Regions from separate parts of the Homo sapiens genome. Here region 1 is linked to region 2. The links are chromatin loops, found by intact Hi-C in ENCODE. Cell type or tissue: OCI-LY7. All regions are shown on one strand. Links, peaks and the distances in the headings refer to the core of each region. The heading gives the core; the rest is flanking DNA. Region 1 overlaps EZR (ezrin). Region 2 has its middle 7.5 kb from the start of WTAP.

Region 1 (5,383 bases), core at 142-5,141, 920 kb after region 2:
GGCTCCTTAGATGCTGAAGTCTGTAGTTATGACCTTGCTTTCATTAGTAATTAGCACCTGGGCAGGTACTAACCAATGAATGCCCTTTACACCTGGCAAGAAGGAATGGGTGGGGAGGCCAGATTGTTTCAATCTAAAGGGCACTACGTTGTGGTGGGTTACGTTTTTTGGTAGACAGACACTGCCTACAGGCAACTAAGTCATTCCATTAACTGTCATTATCAATCCATGTGTGGCCAAGCTTGAATTGTCCTGCTGGTTTAGCTTCCTGATGGGGAACAACAGCTGTCGCAACGCACAGTGTCTGCAGCTCCATCATGGGCCCCAGGACGTCCCACAGCAGCTAACACTGGTCTGTACTCGGAACTCTGCCACCTGGCCAGTGACTTTTGTGCGTCATGTTCCTGGGAATAGTATGACTGTCCATGATTCCTAGGAAAGCTAGAGGAATAACTGAGGATGAGGAGCTAGCACTTTGACCCCTGTGGGGAGTGCTGGTTATAGTGGTTATCAGGGTTGTGACAAGTGGACTCTTGTGAGTTCCAACACTGGATGATTTTATTATTCCTATTACTCAGGCAGTAAAAGACTAGTACATATCCTGGTGTTATATAATTATATGAAAACTTATCAGAATGAGTTTTATAACTAGCGTACCCATGTTTTTGTTATTGTGCTGCAGATAAAATGGCGCACTGAAATGTTACTGAATTATGTGACAATTTTTGTTACAATTCTGTGCACTTTTTACAAGATTTGTGGAGCTTAGATAGATGGCTGGCCTTTGGCATCTGAACATTTTCCTGAGCCCGATAGACAAGCAGATTTTTTTTGTTTGTTTTTGGAGACAGGGTTCTCATGCCTGTAATCCCAGCACCCTGCCTAGTTCAAGACCAGCCTGGCTGGCAACATGGTGAAACCCCGTCTCTACCAAAAATACAAAAGTTAGCTGGGCATGGTGATGCACGCCTGTAATCCCAGATACTCTGGAGACTGAGGCAGGAGAATCGCTTGAACCCGGGAGGTGGAGGCTACAGTGAGCCGAGATTGTGCCACTGCACTCCAGCCTTGACAGAGCGAGACCCTGTCTCAAAAAAAATTAAAAAGACAGGGTTCTGTTACCCAGTGTGGTGGCGCAAGCATGGCTCACTGCAGGCTCGACCTCCTAGGCCCAAGTGATCTTCCCACATTGGCCTTCCAAAGTGCTAGGGTTACAGGAGTGAGCCACTGTGCCTGGCCAAGATTTCTTTGCCTTTGCGCTCATGTTCTTCTTTAACCTTAAAAGAAGAGGTCATATAAAATAATCAGGTATAATTTAAGATACAGAAAGCTTGATAGAAAGGAGTAGCCGTGTTCTACATCTTCATCCATTGCATTTGCAGATATGCCTCAGGATTATTTTATTAGTACAATTTTTTTTTCTTTTTGAGACAGTCTCACTCTGTCACCCAGGCTGGAGTGCAGTGGTGCAATCTCGGCACACTGCAGCCTCCACCTCCCAGGTTCAAGCGATTGTCCTGCCTTATTCCCTGGTGTATCTGGGATTACCAATGTGCACCACCACACCCGGCTAATATTTTGTATTTTTAGTGGAGATGGGGTTTCGCCATGTTGGCCAGGCTGGTCTCGAACTGCTGGTCTCAAGTGATCCACCTGCCTCAGCCTCCCAAAGTGGTAGGATTATAGGCATGAGCCACCGTGCCCAGCCTAGCGTCATGTATTTATACTGTTATTTCCACCTCCTAAAAGTCAACAAGGACACTTAGCTCAAGAAGGCTGATGTTGAGAGAGAACGCTTATCAGAACAGGGATCTCTGAGGAAAAAGGGAGCTTAAATGTGTGTCCCTGGAATTTCTTCTAGCCCTTCCTTTCCTTGGTGACATGGCCACTGCTATGGGCGGGAATTAGAGAAGAGCCCTGACCAGTGGTGTTGATGTCTTTGCCAAGTATACTGTCAGGTCAGTGTCATAAATTGATGATATATATAGAGAGACTTCATTTAATAGAAAATAATATTTTAAGGACCACCTTGCTATTTTACTTCTCTAATAATGTTTTGAATATTTTGATAAATACCTTTAGCAACATAGTGGTTCTCATCTCAGCCCTCTCTGTCCTTGAAAGAATGTTATTTATAACAGGGTGGTTTCTGGACTGCCCTTCTGGAGTAAAACTTGGGCATTCTAACCATATGCTTGCTGGAAACCATAATAATGTAAAAAGTCGTCATTGGGTTTTCAATTGCAATTACATTGATATAATTTTGTATATAAAACAGTCTGTTACTGGGAGCAGCATTGTTCATGTAAGAAAGATGTTCGCTTCATATAATACATGGAAACAAAGTTATATTTTCAATGTTAGCCATTACTGTGACACTCCAAAAAAGGCTGGTGATGGGGAGAAAGAAGAGCTTTAAAAAAACCTACAGACAATTCACTTGCCTCTCGGGCTTTTCTGCTTTGCCTGCCTTGACCGAATTAGAGTATCTGCATTTCTGCACTAAGCTGGTTGAGGTTTGCTAAGTCAATGGTAATGTTTTACAGAGCTTGGCTGTTAGCCAGCATTTGTGGAAAACGACCAATGTCTGTCATAGCTAGTGCTATAATTTATTCAGTTGGCATATTGTTTATGGAGACAGTGAGATAAGGGGATTAGGATCCAGAGAGACTATTAAAATATGTGAGTCCATCTGTTGTGATCTGAGGTTTCATTAGAGAAAACCTGTCTGCTAGTACAACAAATGGAGACTTAGTAAGGATGTTTTTATATAAAGGATTATAAATCAGCAGAGGTAAATACATTAATCTTGGCCAAACAGGTCATGTCCTTTTGCGTTTTCCTGATGGCAGGTTCTGCCCCCTGCCGCCCGGGCACTGTTGGTCATAGCGTGACCTTGGCATCAGCTGTGAGCCGGTAAACATGGAAATGTAGGCCCCTCCCAACCTGAGTCAGACCCTTAGCCTGGGGTCCAGGAAACTGTTTTAACAAGCCCCTGGGTGATTTTTTTTCACATGTTCAAGTTTGAGCGCCTCGAGGGCCTGTGAATGGCTGCATATAAGGTACAGCTGGCCATATGTCTTAAATGACTTCAAAGGGGTGTGAGCCAGGCCTCTTCCCACACCAGACTTCATGAACCATGCCTGGTATTGTCATGTTTTTGTGAGCAGCCGTGAATAGGGCTGGGGGAGAGAGATGTTCAGCCAAGAAAGTCTAAAATAGAAAGGGAATGTTCAGTTATAACAAAACAAATTTTTGTAATTAGAGTGCTGGGTTGTGCTCAGCATCATTGGAGTTAAATGTGGAGCAGTGGCTTACACTTGTAATCCCAGCACTTTGAGAAACTGAGGTGGGCGGATCCCTTGAGGTCAGGAGTTCGAGGCCACCCTGGGCAACATGGTGAAACTCCATCTCTACAAAAAATAGAAAAATTAGCCGGCTGTGGTGGCAGGTGCCTGTGGTCCCAGCTAAGGAGGCTAAGGTGGGAGAATCTCTTGAACCCTGGAGGCAGAGGTTGCAGTGAGCTGAGATCACGCCACTGCACTCCAGCCTGGGCAACAGAGCGAGAGACCCTTTCTCAAAAAAAAAAAAAAAAAAAAAAAAAGCGGAGCAGCAAACTAAGTCCCTTTTCCATCGAGGGAGGTCTCTGAAGCAGAGCTGAGCCAGCCTCTCAGCTCTGCCCTGGTGGGGCACCCCATAGCGCCCAGAAGCAGTGAGGGCTAAGGCGGCAGAGTGCAGCATGGCCATGCATGATTGGAGCGCCGCTACTGTGTTGGTGTCAGTTTGGCAGCCAGCAACTTCTAAGAACATAGAATATTTTCATTTAGAACTTAAAAACAGTAAACCCAAAAAGTTTAGTTTTTAAAAATTCATTTTGTTTCTCCCTAAAGATTTTTATTCTTTTGAAAATGACCACAGTCTAGTTTGAATGCCATTGTTTTTCAGCTGTTTCTTATTTGCAATTGCTAAAAGCAACAAGGAGCAAGTTAAATGTCCATCACCTGAATGGGTAGACAGAAGTGACAGCCACACAATGGAATATTCCTGGGCAGTAAAAAAAGAATGAAGTGCTGGTACATGCTACAACATGAATAACCCTTTTAAACATTATGCTAAGTCATGGGATTCAGTCATGAAAGACTGCATATTACAAAATTCTGTCTCTCTGAAATGTCCAGAATAGGCCATTCCTTAGAGACAGAAAGTAGATTGGTGGTTTCCAGGGGCTGAGGGATCAGGAGGAATGCAGAGTGACTGCCAGTGGCCATGGAGTTTCTTTTTGGGCTGACAAACTATTCCAAAACTAGATAGCAGTGTCAGTTGCATAACTCTGAATATACTAAAAACCACTGAATTATACATTTTCCATGGGTAAATTTTATGGTAAGTTACATTTCAATAGCTGCTATTTAAAGTACATAGTGACTCAACATGAAAGGAAAAATATACAGTTTTGTCTCTATAATTACCCAATTAAGTGAACCAAAATAGCTGCAAAGTTTTTAATTCATTTATCATTGGTTGTAAGAATTTTCCCTATCATACTCCCATTTGTGGGAGAAAATTTACTGTATCTACTTTCTATCAGAGCATTTCTAAGTATTTGAAAGGTCTTATCCAAATATTTGAAAGCTGTTAAAAGTTGCTGAAGTGGCACCTTCGGAAGAAGGCTGGAATGTTGGAAAACAGCGTTGACATTTTAAATGATATGGAAGGTCAAGCTCGCAATGTAATCTTGGTGGTGGCTGGATGGCTCTACTCAGACTGGTTTTTGAGTAAATGGCAGGTGTGATAATATAGGGATTAATCTGTTAACCACTGAATCCACTGCCTGAAATTCAGACATTCAAATGCTCCCATTTGAATTTCCCTTTCTTATTTTACATGGTTTTCCTGATTTTTGAGTACATAAAAAAATTATTGCAAACTTTTTTCCTGCAGTGTTCTGGCCACTGAAATTAAATCTGGTTCTTTTGTCTAAGACTCAAGGGTTGCTCTCCTGTAATGTTTGTGGAGGAACTGATCTTGGACTTTTCCCTCCTGTCTTGGGCTTTTATTACAGTTTGAATTTATGCTGTAAAAAGTGTGATTGTAGAGGTAACCTATAAGTTTAAAATATTCAGAGGAAATGGATGCTTCCCAAAGGAAAAATTGCATACCTATATTTATTTACCAAAATGAGGAAAATACCTGGGAAATAATTTGGCCAAATATTCAGCAATTATATTCATAGATTAGAAGCAAAATACAAAATTTGATTGTCAACTTGGTACCTTTTTCATTCCTTACACTCTTAGAAGGCATTTTAAGATGCCATTTTGATAAAATTAAACTGGGAAGACTCAGAAATCATGTTTTCCCAACTATATTCTGAAAAATCCTA
Region 2 (5,383 bases), core at 55-5,054:
CTAGTTGTTGTAGGTAATGGGTCAGAATTCTGTTTTTATGTATATTCTGGCCATTTACCATTTGTATTTTCAGTCTCTCAAAAATAAATTTTAGAGACATGGGAGCCAGCTTGAAGGATCTCCCAGGGGGCAAATTTAGGGCAATTTTAGCGTCAAAAAGAAAATGAATACAATTGATTGCAAATACTGAATAAATAAAAGTCTACTCTCTAGTACAGAGAAGAGAGAATGAGAAGAGGGAAACTATTTTTCCATCATTGGTAGTGTCTATTACACCAATTTGATACTCTGAAAATTAGTTATTAAAGGGAGATAGCATTTACCCTGTTTGTTTTTTGTTTCATTTGTTTTTGTTTTTAAGACAGAGTCTTGCTCTGTCATCCAGGCTGGAGTGCAGTGGCACAAACATGGCTCACTGCAGTCTTGACCTCCTGGGCTCAAGTGATCCTCGTGCCTCGTCAGAAGCTGGGACTACAGGTGCCTGCCACCATACCTGGCTAAGTGTTTTTGCTTGCTTTTTTGTTTTTTTAGAGATGGGGTCTTGCTATGTTGCCCAGGCTGGTCTTGAACTCCTGGGCTCAAGTGATGCTCCCACCTCAACCTCCCAAAGCGCTGGGAGTACAGGCATGGGCCACTGCTCCCAACCTACCCTGCTTTTTTTTTCTTTTTTTTTTTAATAAAGAATGTGGTTTATACCCAGTTGATGAGGAAAAACTCTTCTTTACTATAGGATGCCAGCTAATAAGTATAAAATAAAATATAGAATTAGACAATAACCATGATGCAAACCTTAATGAAATAATTGACTCAGACAAGGACTATCAATGGACTTCAAAACCTTTAGATGAAAGATTGCTGGGAAATGCCATCAAAGTATCACTCTACAGGCTACTTACCTAATTGTAAAAGAAATTACAGGCTGGGTGTGGTGGCTTACGCCTGTAATCCCAGCACTTTGGGAGGCCGAGGCTAGCAGATCATGAGGTCAGGAGTTCAAGACCAACCTGGCAACATAGTGAAACCCCATCTCTACTAAAAATACAAAAAAAAAAAAAAAAAAAAAAAAGGTCAGCCGCAGTGGCTCATGCCTGTAATCCTGTAATCCCAGCACTTTGGGAGGCCAAGGCAGGCAGATCACCTGAGGTTGGGAGTTCGAGACCAGCCTGACCAACGTGGAGAAACCCCGTCTCTACTAAAAATACAAAATTAGCCGGGCATGGTGGCACATGCCTGTAATCCCAGCTACTCAGGAGGCTGAGGCAGGAGAATTGCTTGAACCCAGGAGATGGAGGTTGTGGTGAGCCAAGATCGCACCATTGCACTCCAGCCTGGGCAATGAGAGCAAAACTCCGTCTCAAAAATAAATAAATAAAACGGCTGGGCACGGTGGCTCATGCCTGTAATCCCAGCACTTTGGGAGGCCGAGGCGGGCAGATCACGAGGTCAGGAGATTGAGACCATCCTGGCTAACATGGTGAAACCCCATCTCTACTAAAAATACAAAAAATTAGCCAGGCGTGGTGGTGGTCACCAGTGGTCCCAGCTACTCGGGAGGCTGAGGCAGGAGAATGGCATGAACCCAGGAGGCAGAGCTTGCAGCGAGCTGAGATTGTGCCATTGCACTCCAGCCTGGGTGACAGAGCGAGACTCCGTCTCAAAAAAAAAATTAAAAAATATAAATAAATAAAAATTAAATAAAAATAAAAATACAAAAAAAAAATAGTCGGGTGCAGTGGCATGTGCCTGTAGTCCCAGCTCCTTGGGAGGCTGAGGCAGGAGAATCACTTGAACCCAGGAGCAGAGGTTGCACTGAGCCGAGATCGCGCCATTGCACTACAGCCTGGGCGACACAACAAGACACTGTCTCAAAAAAAAAAAAAAAAAAAAAAAAAAAGGTAAAGAAAATACACCTGTATAGTGGAGCCATCTGGTGGTCACCATTTGAACCAAACCATCAAATTTAGTATCAGTAATAGTGGGACAACCTCCAGTTTACAGAGAATACAAGAGAAAGGGTTGTCATGCAAATCTGATAGTACTAGCAAAGATAATTATTCTAAAAAAAAAGTCGTAAGACTATAAGCAATAAATAGTTATTGAGCAGCTGAGTTAGGCATACTATAGTCTCAGTTTCAGTATCTAACCAGCTTCAAGTCACCATTTCAAATGAAATATCAACGCGTGATGAAAGTTAACTTACTACCATCCTTTTCTTGGGGTTGCACTACTGTCCAATGGGTACCTAGTGAGGGCAGTACTGCTAACTCCTGCACAACACACCGAAATCAACTAGAGCTTTGCTTTGCCTTGGTGCAGTTTTTGGAGAAATGAAAAACAGCTTTCCCATACACACACAGTTATTTACATATTACTGTATTAAAAAGTACATACAGGCTGGGCACGGTGGCTTACGCCTGTAATCCCAGCACTCTAGGAGGCCGAGGTGGGCGGATCATTTGAGGTCAAGATTCGTGACCAGCCTGGCCAACATGGTGAAACTCTGTCTTTGCTAAAAAAATATATATTTATATATACACAAAAAAATTAGCCGGGCGTGGTGGCGGGCGTCTGTAATCCCAGCTACTCCGGAGGATGAGACAGGAGATTCGCTTGAACCCGGGAGGCAGAGGTTGCAATGAGCTGAGATCGTGCCACTGCACTCCAGCCTGGGAGACGGAGTGAGACTCTGTCCCCCCCACCAAAAAAAAAAAAAAGCAAGGCTGGGCATGGTGTCTCATGCCTGTAATCCCAGGACTTTGGGAGACCGAGGCAGGCAGATCACTTGAGGTCGGGAGTTCGAGACCAGCCTAGCCAACATGGTGAAACCCTGTCTCTGCTAAAAAATACAAAAATTAGCCGGGTATGGTGGCACACATTTGTAATCCAACTACTTGGGAGGCTGAGGCAGGAGACTCTCTTGAACCCGGGAGGTGGAGGTTGCAGTGAGCCAAGATCGCGTGACTGCACTCCAACCTGGGGGACAGAATAAGACTCTCTCAAAAAAAAAAAAGAAAATAAAAGAAAAAACCATAATACTGAGTTAGATTAAGTGAATTGGCCACTTCTTTGCCATCAGCCTAATACTTAGCCTGCAACTTTTTTTTTTTTTTTTTTTTGAGAAAGGGTGTTGCTCTGTTGCCCAGGCTGGAGTGAGGTAGCATGATCTTGGCTCACTGCAGACTCCACCTCCTTTGCCCAGGTGATCCTCCTGTCTCAGCCTCTCCAGTAGCTGCGACCACAAGCACAAGCCACCTCTCCCGATCTCGGCTCACTGCAACCTCCGCCTCCTTGGTTCAAGCGATTTTCCCACCTCAGCAGCCTGAGTAGCTGGGATTACAGGCACATGCCACCGTACTCAGCTAGAGACATGAGTAGAGACATAGTAAAGACAGAGTTTCACCATGTTGGCCAGGCTGGTCTTGAACTCCTGACCTCGTGATCCACCTGCCTCTGCCTCCCAAAGTGCTGGGATTATAGGCATGGGTTACCATGCCAGCCGACTTCTCTTATCTCTTATGTGGTGAAAACAGGAAAAGAGAGCTCTATGGGGTCCCTTTTATAAGGGCACTGATCTCATTCATGAAGGCCCTACCTTCATGACCTAATCCCCTTCCAAGGGCCTCACCACCTACCTCCACATTAGGGGTTAAGATTTCAACATGAATTTTGGGTGGACGCAAACATTCAATCTATTGCAGAAGTACAGAGGAAAAAAAAAACAGTAAGTCTAGCTTTTGTTATTGGCACCCAGAAATCCAGGGATCCTGGAGAGATTATCAGAGTTGTTGGTTAAAAATGTTAATGTTAATCCACGACGCTCTCAAGAGCTCACGTCTGGTGTGACTATGACCATGTCATGCTGTTTCACCAGTTAGTACCTCTGCTGAGTCCATTCTTTCTGCCTGGAATGCTCTTTCTACTCTTCTATGCCAGGTTATCTCCTATTCACAGTTAGCAATTAGCCTAAGACACATTATTTATTTACCTTAGTTTGTGTCAAGCATAGACAGTTGTGGTTTTACAGATAGGGAAGCCAAACCAAACTTCCTAGCCTACTTTTCTTTTTCTAATCTAGTGGATTTTATACTGACTTACAAGATTTTACTGTGAGCAGCAATGCAACATAACCCAATATATCTAATCTTTCAGATTTAGTGAACATTTAGATTTTTAAAATTATAATTAAAGCTATAACATTTAGTCTTCATTTTCTCTGCAGACCACAAAGACTTCTGACATTCTAAGTTTTTTTTAAAAAATAATTCAGTAGATTGTTATCATAATTTTTACTAGACTATTATTAAAATATTATTTCAGAAATTCATATGTTGATGAGATATCTGCGTTCCCATGTATGTTGAAGCACCATTCACAATAACCAAGATAAAGACTCAGCCTAAGTGTCCATCAACAGATGAATGGATAAGGAAAATGTGGTATATATGACCAGGCATGGTGGCTTATACCTGTAATCCCAGCACTTTAGGAGGCTGGGAATTTAGAAGTGGGAGAATTGCTCAAGGAGGGTTTGAGACCAGCCTGGGCAACAAAGTGAGACCCCACCTCTACAAAAAAATAAAAATTAGCCAGGCATGGTGGTGTGCGCCTATAGTCCCAGCTACTTGGGAGGCTGAGGTGAGAAGATTTCATGAGCCCAGGAGTTCAAGGCTATAGTGAGCTATGAATGCACCTCTGCATTCCAGCCTGGGTGACAGAGGGGAGAGACCCTATCCCAGAAAGAAAGAGAAAAGGAGAGAGAAAGAAAAAGAAAAAAAAATTGTGTATGTGTGAGTGTATATATATATACACATATACACACACACACACACACACACACACACACATATCCATACATATATATGTATGAATACTATTTAGCCACAGGAGGACATTATATTAAGTGAAATAAGCCAAGCACAGAAAGAGAAGTACTGCATGTTCTCACTGATAGGTGAAAGCTAAAAAAGTTGATCTCATGGAAGTAGAGAGTAGAATAGCGGTTACTAGAGACTGGAAAGGGTAGGGGTAGGGAGGGGACAGCCAGAGGTTATTAACAGATACAACAGTACAGCTAGATGGGAGGAATAAGTGCTAGTGTTCTACAGCACCATTGGGTAACTATAATAACAAACAATTTATTGTATATTTTCAAATAGAAGAGCAGATTTTGAATATTTTCAGCACAAAGAAATAATAGATATTTGAATTGATAGATGTGCCAATTACCCTGATTTGATCACTACACATTGTATACATGTATGGAAATATCACAGTGTACTCCAGAATATGTACAGTTATTATGTGTCAAATAAAAATAATAATTTTATGGTTAGGCACAGTGGCTCATGCCTATAAGCCTAGAACTTTGGGATACTGAGGTGGG

The links. Hi-C counts contacts between places; a loop is a spot of excess contacts. Peaks named below come from ENCODE experiments on the same cell type or tissue, not always from the same donor. Only the 100,000 strongest peaks of a DNase experiment are listed, where the experiment ranks them.
Region 1: a loop joins it to region 2, with 3 times the contacts of the local background. A loop is called at or near these places in 2 of 110 quality-filtered maps.

What each region holds. Positions count from the first base shown.
Region 1 is chr6:158,796,844-158,802,226 of GRCh38, reverse strand. The region is part of intron 2 of EZR (ezrin); the gene reads left to right. Among named protein-coding and RNA genes, the nearest start is that of EZR-AS1, 18 kb to the left of the region's middle. RefSeq lists an enhancer at 3,315-3,514. In OCI-LY7, for the core only: CTCF peaks have their summits at 2,659 and 2,858 (motif pointing left); a DNase peak (open chromatin) is centred at 3,003; H3K4me3 peaks cover 4,253 bases; H3K27ac peaks cover 5,000 bases.
Region 2 is chr6:159,717,359-159,722,741 of GRCh38, reverse strand. It overlaps a transcript of SOD2 not described here and the pseudogene RNU4ATAC18P. Among named protein-coding and RNA genes, the nearest start is that of WTAP, 7.5 kb to the left of the region's middle. In OCI-LY7, for the core only: a CTCF peak has its summit at 1,943 (motif pointing left); a DNase peak (open chromatin) is centred at 1,931.